Regions from separate parts of the Homo sapiens genome. Here region 1 is linked to region 2. The links are chromatin loops, found by intact Hi-C in ENCODE. Cell type or tissue: Calu3. All regions are shown on one strand.

Region 1 (8,000 bases), 810 kb after region 2:
ATCCCAGCACTTTGGGAGGCAAAGGCAGGCGGATCACGAGGTCAGGAGATTGAGACCATCCTGGCTAACACAGTGAAATCCCGTCTCTACTAAAAATACAAAAAATTAGCCGGGCATGGTGGCGGGCGCCTGTAGTCCCAGCTACTCGGGAGGCTGAGGCGGGAGAATAGTGTGAATCCGGGAGGCAGAGCTTGCAGTGAGCCAAGATCATACCACTGCACTCCAACCTGGGTGACAGAGAGAGACTCTGTCTCAAAAAAGAATAAATAAATAATAGGGAGATTATCTGGGATTATCCAGATGGGCCCAATATAACCACAAAGGTCCTTGAAAGAGGGAGCCAAGCAGAAGAGTCAGAGAAGGAGATGTGATGACAGAAGCCAGGTCAGCATGAGAGGATGTGAGAAGGCCTTGACCCGCCATTGCTGGCCTTGAAAATGGAGGAAAGGGCCAGGGGCTGAGGAATCCAGCAGTCTTTGGAAGCTGGAGAAGGCCAGGAAACAAATCTTTCCTCCAGCCTCCAGAAGGACCCAGATTTTAGCCCAGTGAGACCCATGTTAGGCTTCTGACCTGCAGAACTGCAAGAGAATAAATGTGTGTTGATCTAACCAACTAAATTTGGGGTAAAATTTGTTTCCGCACCACAAGAAAACTAACACAGCTGAGAGGATGGGAATAAGGGGTCTACAGGCATCTTTAGGAAGACACGGACATCACACTCAGAGAGCCTCTGATGGTGTCTGGTGAGGCTGCCAGGAGGACTGCAAGAGCGTGGCCTCGATGGGACCTACAATTCTCTATAATTCTGAATGGAGCCAACGAAGATGCCGGAAGCCATCAGAGCTAGGGATGGGGAGCCTCTAGCAGAATGTCTAGATACCAGTGTGGCCAGTGAGGGGCAGGGTGACCACCTAGGAGGTAACGGATATAAACTGAGCAAGGCCTCCAGATGGGCACCAACAAGCTCTCTGTGTTTCATTTTTATTTTATTTCATTGTTTCATTCTGTGAACCACAAGCTATTCTTGGTAATTTTTATGTCTTCCTAGAATCCTTTTGTGCTTATGATAACTAAAAGGAATATTGCCTCACTTGCATGCATTCCTTTTTTCTGCCTCTTTCCTAAACTGTTATCCTTCCACACTGCGACAGGTATATCTACAGCATATCTAATAACTCTCGTCTTTTACTCACAGTAAAAAGTAATGCTGGGAAATGAGAAGACTCGTGCTCAGCCAGTTCTTTTATATAAATTATATGCATTTATATAAACTCCTACTTGAGCAAGCACTTTACAACAATCTGAAATTTTTTTATTTAACAAATTAGGATCTCTTTTAGTACCTAGAAGACAAATTTTCACACTATTTGTTAATATGGACTTTGCCAGCTAAATCTAAGATGCAACATTTTAGAGATTTAAATGTCCTTTCTGTGTTATTTGCTAACTTTCAATCCTTATCAAATGGATATTTTATTGTGTGATCCATTGTTTTCCATACATTGACCAAATGTCCTAAAAGGCAGTGCTTGTAAGGAGCTTGTTAAAAGTCATCCTGAAGAAATTGTAAGTATAAATCTTAGGACCAACATATCCAGGCCGAGTTTCTTGTTTTGTTCAGGAATACTTGATTCTGCATATCTCAGCATAAATAGTTCCCTTTTATAAAAAAAAAAGTTTTGAATATTGAGAAATGTATGCAGTTACTAGAAGTAATGTTTACAAATAGTTCATAGTGATTTCAGAAAAGGCCAATGATGTTAAATAGGAAAAAATAACAGGATATAAAACTGAACAGAATGGGAGCTCTCAAAATGTATAAAATACAGTGGTGGGGGGAAGACTGGAAGGAAATAACACTAGTGCAATTCAGAGTGATTTTGTTCTGCCTCTTGACACTTTCCTGTACCTTCCACATTTTATATAATAAGCACACATTGCCCTTTTTCTTTTTTATATTTTTATATTAATACATGCTCATTGCAGCAATGCATTTCTTTTATAATCAGGGAAAAAAGTAAGAGCTAAAAATGAAAAGGTCAGTTTAGGTCCTCTCTCAAGGAATTCACTAGCTTAAAAAAATAATGTAGCTGAAAATATCAACGGCCTCAAGAGAAGCTGAGATGGATTCACAGTTGGGTCAAGGAACGGAAAGGGAATTACTGTTTACAGAACACCCACCGCAGGCCTTATGTAGATGATTTACACATGTCTCATCTCATTTAATCCTCACAATCCCATGAGGCAAATCCTATGATTATTCCCTTTGAACAGATCTGGAAACAGAAGCTCAGAGCAGAGCTCCAGGGTCACACCACGAGTGAAGACAAGCAAGATGGGAACTGAAACTCTTTAAGCTCCACCAGGCTCTTATCACTGCATGGCACTGCCTCTCAGACCAAAACAGCGACAGCACCACTCCACTGAGAGGTCACTGTGGGCTTGTCCAGTCAATGATGGAGATCAAGCCCCCATCTGCCTTTGCTCTCCATCCCTGACCACTCCGCTACTAAAAGTCTTTTTCTTTCCTACTCAACCTGTATCGACAACCCATGTCCTGCTGCAATGGATGTCCAGGCCCAGCAGTGAGATATAAGGCATTCATCAAGCAGGGATCAAGCCCAGTGATGGAAAAGCACCCCACAGAGTACATCCAAGGAAGGACATCCAGAGAGCTGAGCACCTGCAGCAGAGCCCCAGGCAAGGGAAAAGGAGGCTGCTGAGCACTGCTCTGCCCCTCACAGAGGCCTTCCAGGGCAGGCTCCTCCCATCCCTTGTAGGCATCCAAGGGCTATGCAAGGTCACAAGATAACAATGGATTTCAGTCCACCAGACTCATAAAATGAAAGTACATGCCAGCTTTCACCAGCACAAACTCTCTGGGCAGCAGGCAGCCCACCAACAATACCTGGCCAGTGTCTCTCTCCCTAGACAACTGTCAACCAAGAATCTAACTCCCTAGTTCCAGACATGCAGAAACACTCACTCTCACACCCCACAGAGACTGTGTCAGTCTGCCATCCTTGGAGCCTGACACATTTTTCCAGCTATACAAACAGAGAAACCAAGACCCAGAAAAGGCCCCTGGGTGGAACCTTTGTCCCCAGGACAAAGTTGCTTTGGGGCGCTTACAGGTTGAATCACCCATAGCTATGTTTTGTTTGGCTTGTACTGTGTTGTTTACATTATTTTATTAGTTGGCAATAGCTTTAAATCAAAATTTACATTAAGGTCCAGATTTGGGGCTCCTCTTAAAAAAATAAATCAGCACATCTACAACAGTAGGATTTTCACGCCCAATGGCAAAATCTGTTAAAGCTGTGTGACAGCTTCTCCTTTTAATGGAGATGACCTCTTCAGACCCTGTACTCCAGGTGCCACAGGAACCAGCTGCCCGGTTCATCCTTGTGTGTTACCTGCATGAGGTGGCAACCTTGTGCAAGAGCATCATGTTTAGTCCCTGGGGAACTGCTGATGGGAGCGGACGGGCATCATTCAGAGGCAAAATGAATGAGCTTGGATACTCAACACTGCAGAGGGGAGCCAACAGAGGTGTGTCACCAGACATGGAACACAGGCAGGGTCCCCACCACACTGTGAGCTCCTGGGTCCAGGAAATATGTGCTTCCAAACTGTGGCTTCAGCTCCCAAGCACAAAGAATGAATGTCAACAGAGATGGGGTTTGTGGAACCAGTGTCAAGGGAACAGGTGGCACTGTGAAAGTTGTAGCTTGTCACCCCAGGTCCCCACCCCATTTAGGGTTCCTTCCGCTAAGAAGGCCCTGCCCTCCCCTGGCTGGAGCCCACCCCAAGCACCTGCAAGGAGCTGTGATAAGGGCACACTGAAAAGAAGTCCAGAGGCAGGGGGTGTCTGGAGATAGAGACTGCTGGTGGGACACGACCAGACACCAAAGAAGGGCAGGAATTCCTCTTCCCTGTACCTCAACAGACATCTGACAATGGACATCTGTCACAGCTGGAAGCAGCAGCTCCCATAATAGGCAGTGTTAGCCTCACCCCCCCTAAAAGAAAACACTTGGGACTCCCGGTTTGTAAAACCACCTCAAGAAATCCTTGGACCTTCAGTCCCCAGAAGTAGTCCCCGGTCCCTGCCCCCAGAGCTGGCCCCTTTCCTTCCTCTGCTGCACCCAAGAATAGGAGACCCCCAGAATTCCTCCTTCCAACACAACGACCTCCCCAACACCAGCTCTGACCCCCCAGACCCAGGCCAGAGCCATCATCGAGGCATCCTGTCCTTGCAGGCACCGGGGAGACTAGCAACCCATGTGTACCAAAGCAGCAGGAGGACTCTCGGCTCAACGGGCTTGAGGAGAAAACACCAGCCAGGAGCTCTTAGCCAGCCCACCTCCCACTACACCCACTGCCCCCTCTACACTTCTCTACCAGTTCCTCCAGCAAGGAATCCCTGCATCCTGCGCCACTAACTTGCCCCAGCACTGAGGGGCGCTGGCCCCAGAGTCCCCATGGTTGCGGGGAGCAAGGCAGAGGGAAGGAGAAGGGACTTAAGCCGGGTAAGTGTCAGAGGCGGAGCCTTAGGCCTTAACCAGGAATCTGGAGGCTTGGAGAAGGAACCAGGGTTCCCGAGCTGAAAGGTTGAAGGGGAGGGACTAGCAGAGAGGAGGGAAAGCAGAGGGGGTTGCTGTCGTGAACGCCCTCGCCTCGCACCTGTGGCGCCTGCCGCGGGGCCCGACCGGAGGCAGTGGCTGTGGACAAGGGCGGCCCCGGCGTAGGCCAGGATTTCCCCGCAGCCGGACCGGCCCAGCTCCGCTCCTTTCCTGGGCGAACAGCGCCCACCTCCGGCCCAGGCGGCGGCGCCTCCGCCCGCGGCGCGGACAGCGAGAGAGAAACCGGCTCCTCCAAACCTGGTGGAGGAGCGCTGCAGAGAAGCGCCGGGCTGAGGCTCTGGGGGCCGCGGGGCGCGAAACGCCGCGCCTACCAGGTTATGCCCGGGAGAAGGAGACAGGTCGGGCTCCAGCCGCTGGGCGCTCCTCACCTCGAAGCGAGGAAAACACCGGGCCACTGAGATCAGGGGAGGTGCGCCCGATACAGGTACCCGGCACGCAGACACGCCCACCCCCAAACACCGAGAAACAAAGACTGCCCCGAGCCACGCACGCCTGCGCGGCCAGCGCTGGGCGCACACCCGCGCCCACACAGCCCGAAGGGCGCCACGCAACCCGCAAGAACACCAGCTCCCCGCGCTCGCAGGCTCTCCGTGCCGGCCCGCAGCGCAGAGCAGTCCCGGCGCCGCTGCCTAGGTGGGCCGGGGAAGGCGCGCCACCGCGCATGGCACCGCGGCTGCCGAGGAACAGAGGGTGCCCTGCGCAGCCCAGCTCGTCCCAACCCCTCCGGTGCCCACTGCTGCGACGCCTCGCAGGCCGTGTCCCAGTGGGCCCTGGGCACAGCGGTCACTCACCTTCCTGCACAGCCTGGAATGGGTTGTTGGCCTCGATGACCTTGATGGAGTAGGTGATCTTCTCGCTCTGCAGGATGTCATCGTTGAGGCTCAGGTCGGATACCGCCAACTGGAACACCCTGTCGTCCTTGGCCGCGTTCTCCTCGAAGATGGCACCTGGAGGAGAGAAGGGATCAAGACCGGACCTGGACAAGAACCCTCTCCCCGCTTCCCTTGGCCCGAGGGTCAAGGCACTCGCAGACCGATGATTGCCGGGTGGTGGGAAGTCTGAACTGGGATTTCAGCTTGGCGGGGTAGATTAAGGCTCTCCGATCTCCACCTGCACAGGAATATGTTCCCCTCCCCCCACCAGCCCTCAGCGCACACGTGCACACAGTTGACATGAGTTACACATGCACATCCCACAGGCTGCCACCAGGTCACACACGTGTCTCACAACCAAGGCACCACATGTCCTAGCCATGCTCCACACAAGGGACTAAGCCAAGCTGGGGTGGCCCCAGGCAGCGCCCAAATGCCTTGACATGGTTCCATAAATCCCATCCCAGGAGCCAGGAAGTTCCCCGGGAGGGTGGTGTCCCCCACCCAAATCCCAGGACAGAATGATGGGTCCTTCTCCATGCACGTCCCCTGCTGAGTGGAGCTGAGCGAAGCAGGTCTACAGTTGGCTTTCCTGCGCAGAGGGGTCTTCCTTAGGCAGGGGCTTCGGATGGCCTGCAGCTTGGATGACTGTGACGCTGCCCGGCCTGGCGCCCTGAGCTCAGCCTCCTACTCTCCATCCTTCCCCACTCCCATTTCCTGTACGTCTGTCGAGGGGAGTGGGGGAAGGGGACTTGTGTCCTAGGCGCCTCCACGTTCAGATCTAGCGGAGCTGGGGGTCCCAGAAGGAGCTGCTCTTGAAGGGCTTTCTAGAACCGCGGACAGCTCCTCCAGGGCGCCCTCCGGCTGGCGCTTTGTGCGCCTAGCACAGCTTCCACGGACCCTGCGCTTCCAGCCGAGATCAGTGCGACCAGCCCGAGCCTAGTCCTGCAACCTGGACAGCTCTGGAGTCAGCCACCCACATCCCGCCTCACCAAGCCTCGAGGGTCCCTGAGGTCCCGGAGCTAGGCCCAGTGATCCCTCGAGCTGGGGGCTGGGTAGGAGGAGGGAGGCCCGGATTCCTCACTACACCCGGAGCCGGCGCCGCAATGCTGACCGCGAGACCCGCACCCCTCCAGGGCGGGAAGCAGGTTTGGTCACGGGCCCCTGAGGAGGAATCGTAGCTCTCCGAGCCCAGGCCTAGTCCTCACCACCCCACTCCACCACCCACCCTCCCGCCTTGTCCCGTCCTCCTCGCCTTCAACACCTCCCAACCCCCAGTTTCCCTGTGCTCGCTGGTCTTTCCCAACTTCCGGAAAGACGACTGCGGAGGGACTCCCCCAAAGCGACCGCTGTCAGCCCCCCAACTCGGCCCAACTTCCCGAGATTCCTCCCGTGTTGCTCCCAACTCCCACCCACTCCCCCTCGGCGCGCCCACTCCCCCTCGGCGCGCCCCCTCCTCCTCTGCGCTTTCATCTTCTCTCCCGGTTCTCTCTCTCTATCCATCTCTTCCCGCTCAGCATCCCCCTACCCCCCGCTGCCCACGCTTCTTCCCTCGGCTCCCACCACCCAGACCGTCTGGGCCCCCAAGACTTGGACCACGCAAAACTCTAGGACTGTCCAGGATGGGGATGCAGTCGCCACAACCAGATACACACGCACTCACACATACACCAAGGGCTACACAGACACACACCGGAGAAGCAGGCAGACACTGTGTCCACTCTAACAGGCTGACAGACAGTCGTGCACGCACCAACACACGCTCAGATGGCCCCACACACCCCAACACCCTCTCACAGTAACACCGACACCGTGCCAGGCGCACACAGCGACACACGCTGACAACACGCACCCACACACATTCACACACGGTTCCGGTCCGGCCTCTTTGATCTTGCCCTGCCAACTTGGCGAGCCCCCCGCTGTACCTCCCCCTGCCCCCCGCTGCTCTGAGCTGCGCAGAAGGGCCCTCCCGACCCGCCGACGGCCCCGCTAAGGGCGCGGGTCTCGACGCGCGTCCATCCCGGTGTTCCCCGAAGCGTCGGCCCTAAGTGTCGGTAGAGGCCGCGGGGCCCCGCGCGGAGATCGGAGCCCCGGGGAGCGGCAAGCAGCCAGCGGGAGCGCGGCGCGGCCGGTGCACAGCTCCTCCGCCGGGCGGCGCGGCGCGGCCCTTCGGGGGAGCACCGCCCGCCGAGCCCCTCGGCCCAGGGAAACGCCAAGTTTGGACGCCGCGCACCCCCTGCCCCGTTGGGGCCCCCGCCCAGCCTCGGCCCGGCCTCCAGCCGCGCTTACCGATGTGGATGATGGAGTCGGCCCGCACCGACACGCACTGGCATATCCAGGGGAGAAGCCACAGCGTCAGCGCTTCCATGTCCCCCGGGCGCGCGGCTCATCCACCCGGGCCCGGGGCGAGGCCGAGGGCAGCGCGAAGCGGGGAGGCGCTGGTCCCGGTGCAGTCCCGGGCCGCTCCCCGGGAGAGCCG
Region 2 (8,000 bases):
TTTTTTTTGAGATGGGGTCTTGCTTTGTTGCCCAAGCTGGAGTGCAATGGCACGATCTCAGCGCACTGCAACCTCTGCCTCCCAGTTTCAAACCATTCTGCTGCCTCAGCCTCCCAAGTAGCTGGGACTACAGGCATGTGCCACCATGCCTGGCTAATTTTTGTATTTTTATTAGAGACGGGGTTTCACCATGTTGTCTGGGCTGGTCCTGAACTACTGACCTCAGGTGATCTGCCCATCTCGGCCTCTCAAATATCATAATTTTCTAATGGATTTCATATTAGTTACCATTTTGCTGACAGACAATACCAGCTAATTTCAGAATTTGGGCTCTAATGGTGAGCAAACCTAGGGAAATCGCACTTCTTGGGAAGATAGTACTGGAGAGTTAAGAAGAGAATCTCTGCCTGTGTCTGGTGTTTTAAACAAGGGAAGTGGCAATCCCAGATGGGGAGGAGAGTGTTCACCAAGGGTCATACTCACTTGATCACGGCAGTGTGTTTTCTGATGCCACCTGGGAGGGCACTGGCAAATGGAAATGTGGAGGGATATATGGGATCTAAACTTTAATCATGAGGGTGAGACAAACACATCTGGTCTCCATTGCCCAAGGAGGAAACAGAATGGATAGAGACAAGAATGCAGGGGCAATGACCCTTCCTGGCTCTCAAAAGCAAGGTATCCGCAGCCAAGCTGTTTCTGGGATAAAAGGAGAGATCAGAACTGAACCACCCCTGGGTTCAAGTGCCTGCTTCCTGTTTATTGCAAGAGTAAACTACAGCAGTTGCTGAGTCACAGACTATTCCGTCACATGGAGATTATTGTTACCTATCTACTGCATTGGTAGAATTTCATAGGAATAAAATGTAATGGGTATGTCAGCCTGGCAAGTGCTCGTCATGGACACACAGACTCATTCTTATGCTCACCTATCCCTGTTTATTCTCCACACATTAGCACAACACCTAATGTAAACTTTTAAAATCATGAACAGATTAATGCAGTTTCCCCATTTCAACCCTTCAATGACTTGCTATCACCCAGAGAACAAATTCACCCTTTTCCCCACAGTCTACATGGTCTGCCCATGGCTGATGTTCCAACCTCATCTTTAGCACCCACCCCCCACCCCCGCTTTGTCTCCTGGGCTTCAGTCCCACTAATGGATCACTGCCACTTCACTTGCCAAGAGTAAGCATAACCAGGGCCTTTGCATGTGCTGTTCCTTCTTACTCAAAGCCCTTCTCCAGATATTTACATGGTTCATTCCCTCAGTTCATTAAGGTCTCTGCTCAAAGGACATGTCTCAGAACATGCTTCCCTGGTTTATCAAAAATAACCATCTTTTATGCTTGATCTCCTTACCCAACTTCAGTCTCCTTCTGAAACATTACATTATATATTTATTTATTCATCTTTTGTCTGTTTTTTGTAACACACCATGGGTTCCAGTCCTCTCTATTCCAATGCCCAAATCAGTGCTGGCACATAGATAATAAATGTAAGTGATCTTTGCCTTCCTGCTTTCATTCCCTATCCTCTCTGAATGAGACTACAGAATCTCATTCAGAATATATGAGAATCAGAGTTGTATTTTTATAACTAAAGGAGTCTTGCTCCCTCTCCTACTATTATAGGCACCACCACCTTCGCCTATGAAACCCACATTAAGAGTGCATTCTCTGTTCACTTCCTCTTCTGTGTCCTTACAGCATGGAGCTTCCTGAGCTCTGCAACCACGTCCTCTGCTAGGGGGAAGCTGGAAGGAATCAATTGCTCCCCGGAACTGCCTGCTTCATCTTCAGATCTCCTGCTGCATCTCTCTAGTAAGTGCCTAAGCGCAGCTGTGTGCTCTGCAGCCAATGGCTGGTATCCTTATAGGCACCTGGAAAGCTTTATGAGCCTTTATGGCACTCGATACATAATAAATAATAATATACTCCAAGATGATCATTCTATGACTGCTGCTATAATGAACCATTCAGGGGGAAGTAATAACCATGAGCAAATAGAAAAGCAAACAAAGAAACAATATGTTTTGCTGGACCTAAAATGAATCTAGGAACACAGAGAGATTCATCAGAAATTGAAATATTTTGTTGACAAAGGCATGGAGATAATAGGTGTGTTTAAATGTGCCTTTTTCTGAACAGCTCCACTGTGGTCTGCCAGCACACTGTTCTCCTGACCTCACACTCATGGAGGTGGCACAGGGGGACAGGGGAAGAGAGGAGACAAGCGTGGTCTCCTCGTCATAGTTTGTGACCTGAAGCCATGAGTCCAGTGAAAGCTAGTTTTTCTCTGACTCCAACAGGCCAGCAGTTGGGCTCTCAGAAATGAACAATAATGAGGTATGTGATCCTTTAACAGAACCTAGTCAATAAATATATCCTATACTACAATAACTCTTTTTTCAGCTCCTGTACTGGTCAGAGGGACTTGAGGTACAGTGTTTTACAGTCCTTGTCCCATTGAAGGAATATTGCTGATGTCTGAATGTTTAATAGCAATAAAACACAAGGTGCCAAAGATCGGATTCTGTTAAAAACTAATGGCTATACTGTATAATTCCATTTATAGAGCAACCTTGAAATGAAAAAGTTACAATAATGGAGAACAGATCAATGGTTACCAGGGGTTAGAATCAGAGGAAGAGTGTGATTATACAGATATAGCAGCATGAGGGAGTTTTTTTGTAGTGCTGGAAGAGTTCTATATCTTGATTGTGGTGGTGTCAACAGAAATTTATACATGTGAAATTCCACAGTACTGCATATCATCATCAACATCACCACCACCAACAAAAGCTGATAAAAGTCAAATAATTCCTATGGTTTAATTAATAGTGTTGTAACACTACCGATTTTCTGGTTTTGAAAATGTTACTCTTGTATATAAGATGTTGTCATTGGGGAAAGCTAGGGAAAGTACACACAGGAACCTCCAGTATTATTTTTGCAACTTCTGTGAGTCTTAAATTAGTTCAAAATAAAAATTTGAAAAAAATGCAAAAAAAAAAAAAAAAAAAAACCCTAATGGATATATTCCAGTTCTGTGTCCTTTGGAGTAACTATGTTTTTGTTGTCTTTCCCATTGCTGTGACTACACAATCAGGAGAGAATATATGGAGGAGATATTTTAGGACAATGAAAAGCAAATAGTAGCAAATGGGTTGGAAAGAAGACCAGAATTCAAAGCATCACCACATGGTGGTGAGTTTATGCATTTTTTCCCTATGTTATCCTCTAGGCTGAATGCAATTCAAACTGAAACCAAGAGGTGGTCATTGGCACAAACAGAGAGGCCTCCAGGAAAAACTCTCCCATTCTGGCTCCAGGAGGTGAGAAAGGAACTCTGAAATCTCAAAAGGAATGTGGAAATCCTCTGTTGTCAATGTTGTGTTGCTGTTGTTTATCCTCCAAGTAATATCACAGCAGTAGTGGCAGAAGCCTCGCTATTCAGTGGGGTTGGGAACCCAGGAGTGTAGAGAGAGCTACCATTGCCTTTTTCCTCATATATCATCCTTCCACTTGACCCCAGACAAAATGTAGTCATGGAAGTGCATGGCAGGGCAGAAAAAATAAAGTCACAACACTTTCTCTGGAGGACCAAAAAGAGGAGTGCTAGGGACCCTTTGGAGTCTGTAAAAAGCCACTGGATATACTTTACCTGAGAGACTGTGAAAAGGGAGGACACCAAGAAGACATCCCCCATAAAGTAGTTTAAGAAATCCTGGGTTCACTTTCAGTCTGCACATGCGTGGATCTGATTCTACTGAGCATATAAAGATTTAGAGGACAGAACTAATAACGAGATCATTGACCAAGTCTCAAATCCACCACAGGGTGGCACACATGTGGGCAAAATCTGAATAGCACTGTGAGGCACTGAGCAGTGAACTGAGATTGAATTCACAGCCCACAGAAGGCAAGTTGAAACTTGTAGTCTGAACTTATTCAGGTTGCCTTGCCACTAAGAGAACCATATCAACATTTGCCATAGAATTTAGATAAGAACCAGAGTACAAAACATAATATTCAAAATATCCAGGAATTAAGCCAAAATTACTTGCCATGGGAAAAAAAAAAACCACAAGAAACTTTCAGTTTGCATGAGAAAAGACAATTAACAGTCACAAATGTCAAGATGACACAGATGTTGGAATTACCTGATAAAGACTGCAGAGCATCTATTATTCGAAGGGCCTGAGAAGCAATAGTAAACACTCTTGAAAAAAATGGAAAAACGGAAGGTCAACAAATAAATAACATATAAAAAGAAGAATCAAATAGAAATTTTAGAACTGAGAAGTATAGTAACCAAAATGTAAAACTCACTGGATGGGCCTATTAGCAAAAACAGAGAGGGAAAAAATGAAGAGAGCCCCAGAGATCTGTGTGACAATAATAAAAGATTAAAATGCATGTCATTGGAATTTTAGAAATAAAGGAGAATCTTCATAAATATAATAGGCTATTTTCCTCTTCTCTAGTTTTTAAAATTTATTACATGTTTGAAGCAAAAATTATAACATTCATCTGATAACGTTTTTAATGTAAGTTGTTGTAATATGAAAACTATAACGTAAAGGAAGGAAGGTAAGGGGACCTATGTGATGTTAAGTTTTCTATATAATGTACTAAAATTCTTAGAAGTTTACAAAAAAAGAAAGTGTATATATTTTAATTATAAGAGCAGCCAGTAATAAACAGATGAAGTAAAAACCATAATAGATCAATTAAAACAGAATAAAAGAAACTTAAATGTCACTCAATGAAAACAAAAAAGGAGAAACAAATGACAAATAGAAGTGACAGAAAGCAGACAATGAAATAGTAGAGTTAAATACAAATCTGTTAATAATAATCTTAAACACAGCAATTAAGAGAAATTTTCAGAATGGATTTTTAAAAATTACTCAACTATACGCTGTCTACAATAAACTCACTTCAAAGATAACAAAATAGGTAAATGAAAAGAAAAAGGATAGACAATTATGTCCCATGCAAACATTAACCCACAAAAGCCTGATTGGCTATACTAATATGAGAAAAGGATAGTTCAGAGCAGAGAAAATTACAGGGAGTCCTTGCATATGAAATAACAATAACAATCCTACATGCATGTGTATTTAACAACAGAGCTTAAATATGCAAAACTGACAGAAATTAAAGGACAAATACAAACATTTGTGATTATATTAGGAGATTTCAATATATCACTTAGTAATATAGAGAACTAGAAGGCAGATAGTCAGCAAGGACATTGAAGAATTGAATAAAACTATCAACCAATTGCATATAATTGATGTTTACAGAACACTACACTCAATGACAGCAGAATACCCATTCTTTTTAAGTCCACATGGTACATTTACCAGGATACTCCATAACCTGAATCATTTAAAAAACTTTATGAAGTTTAAAATAATTAAACTCTACAATGTTCTCAGACTTTCATGGAATTAAACTAGACATCAATAATAGAAAGATGACTGAAAAATCAGCAAACATCTGCATATTACCTACCCCACTTTAAAATAATCTGTGAGTCAAAGAGAAAGTTCCAAGATAAATTAGAAAAAAAATAGAACTTAAAGAAAATAAAAGCACAAATAGATCAAAGATGTTGTGTACAGTTAAGGAAGTGATTAGACTGAAATTCACAGCAATAAATGCATTTATTAATTAGGAAAGAAGAAAGTTCTTAAATCAATATTCTATGCTTCTAACTTAAAAAATAAGAAACAGAGCAAAATAAATTCAAAGCAAGTTTAAAGAAGAAAAGAGTAAAGATAAGAGTAAAGATAAAAGATAAGAGTAAAAAATTTTTTGTTTAATTCAGACAACAAATATTAAGTATCAATGAAAGTAAAAGCTGGTTCTTTGAAATAATAAATGAAATGGATAAATATCAAGATTGTTAAAAAAAGAGAAAATATATAAATTACCAACAGTAAAAATGAAAGAGGTGCTCTCACTAAAAATGACATACATGTAAGAAGAATAGAGAGTGAATAGCCAGCTCAACTCTATGCACTCTCTTCAATAATTTATCTGAAATGATACAATTCCTCAAAAACTGTAAACTACAAATTCAGACAAGATGAAATAGACAAATCTTCTTACATATATTAAATAATTCGAATTTGTAGCTCAAGAGTCTCCTGAAAAAGAAATTCCAATCTCTGATGATTTCCCAGTGTAGTTATATCAAATATTTTAAAAAATAACATCAGGTGTCGAAAATGTCTTTCAAATAATAGAATAAAAATTTTGTCTACATAATTTCATGAAGCCTGCATCACTCTGTACCAAAACTAAAGCAGGACAGTAGAAAAAAATGAAAACTACAGACCAATATCTTGCATTAAAAGATGCAAGAATTGTCAACAAAATATTATTAAATTTAATGAAGCTACATAAAAATCATCATAATGACAATGATAATCCACCATGATCAAATGGAATTCATCCCAGTAAAATATGACTTGGTTCAATGTTCGAATAGCAATCAATGTGATCCATCACATTTAGAGTTCGAAGAAGAAAAAATACATTATCAGATCAATTGATGAAGAAAAATAATTTGACAAAATTGAGCATTCATTTATGATAAAAATTCTTTGCAAACCAGGAACCGAAAGGAACTTCCTCAATTTGATAAAAGGTATCTACAAACAAAATCTACAGCTACTATCATACTTAATAATGAAAGTGTGAATGTTTTCTTCTTCAGATTAGGAAAAACAAGGAATCCTTTCTCACTATCCCTATTCAACATAGTACTGGAACTTTTAGCCAATGCAATAGGCAAGAAACAGAAATTATTTTTTAGAAATAAATTAGACATGAATAAATAAAACTGTCTTTATTCACGGGGACATGCTTGTCTGTATAGAAAATCCCAAAGAACAAAGATCAAAAACAAATAACAGATGTTGGAGAGCATGCAGAGAAAGGGAGTGCTTATACACTGTTGGTGGGAATGTAATTTAGTACAGCCACTTTAGCAAACAGTATGGAGACTCCTCAAAGAACAAAAAATAGAACTACCATTTGATCCAGCCATCTCATCATTAGGTATCTACCCAAAGGAAAAGCAATCATTATATCAAAAAGGTATCTGCACCTATGTTTATTCTAGCACTATTCACAATAGCAAAGATATGGAATCAACTTAAGTATCCATTAAAGGATGATTGGATAAAGAAACTGTTGTATGTATATACAATGGAATACTATTCATCCATAAAAAGAATGAAATTATATCTTTTTGCAGCAATATGAATAGAACTGGAGGCCATTAAGTAAAACAAGTCAGTAACAGAAAGACAAATACCACATGTTCTCACTTCTAACTGGGAGCTAAATAATGCGTACACATGGGCACAGGGTGTGGAATGATAGAAAATTGAGACTTAGAAAAGTGAGGAACTAGGAGGACATGGACAATAAGAAATAACTTAATGGGTACAATATATGTTATTCAGGTGATGGATACACTAAAAGCCCCGACTTCACCACTAATCTATCCATGTAACAAAATTACACTTGTACCCCATAAATGCATACAAGTAAAAAATGTCTAAAATAACAAAGTTGACAAGGTTGCAAAAAGTAAGTCAATACTGAAAAATTAACCATTTTTTATATACTAACAATGTACAATTAAAACCAGAAATTAAAACAAAAACAATACCATTTATAATAACTCCAATAACAATGGAAACACTTTGGCATAAATCTGGAAGAAAATCAAATGGAGAATCTGTATGTTGAAAACTATAAAGTACTGTTGAAAGAAATTAAAGAAGACCTAAATAAATGAAGAGACCTACCATATTCAGGCATTACAAGATTTAATATAGGAAAGATATTAATTCTTCCCAATTTGATCTGTAAATGAATTCAGTACTAACCAAAATTTCAGCAGAATATTTTGTATAGACAAGCTGATTCTAAAATTTATGAGGAAAGGCAAAGAAATTTGAATAACTA

What was found. Peaks named below come from ENCODE experiments on the same cell type or tissue, not always from the same donor. Only the 100,000 strongest peaks of a DNase experiment are listed, where the experiment ranks them.
Region 1: a loop joins it to region 2, with 5 times the contacts of the local background. A loop is called at or near these places in 58 of 110 quality-filtered maps.

The regions. Positions count from the first base shown.
Region 1 is chr10:86,358,504-86,366,503 of GRCh38, forward strand. GRID1 (glutamate ionotropic receptor delta type subunit 1) reads right to left here. Exons shown (of 16, transcript NM_017551.3): 1 at 7,811-8,000; 2 at 5,438-5,593. The coding sequence starts at 7,889. Among named protein-coding and RNA genes, the nearest start is that of GRID1, 4.3 kb to the right of the region's middle. RefSeq lists enhancers at 4,373-4,886, 4,887-5,400 and silencers at 4,697-4,816, 7,601-7,750, 7,781-7,980. In Calu3, no CTCF peak of the experiment used is centred here; a DNase peak (open chromatin) is centred at 4,808.
Region 2 is chr10:85,544,383-85,552,382 of GRCh38, forward strand. The region is part of intron 4 of LOC105378404 (a long non-coding RNA gene); the gene reads right to left. Among named protein-coding and RNA genes, the nearest start is that of GRID1-AS1, 29 kb to the right of the region's middle. In Calu3, no CTCF peak of the experiment used is centred here; a DNase peak (open chromatin) is centred at 3,859.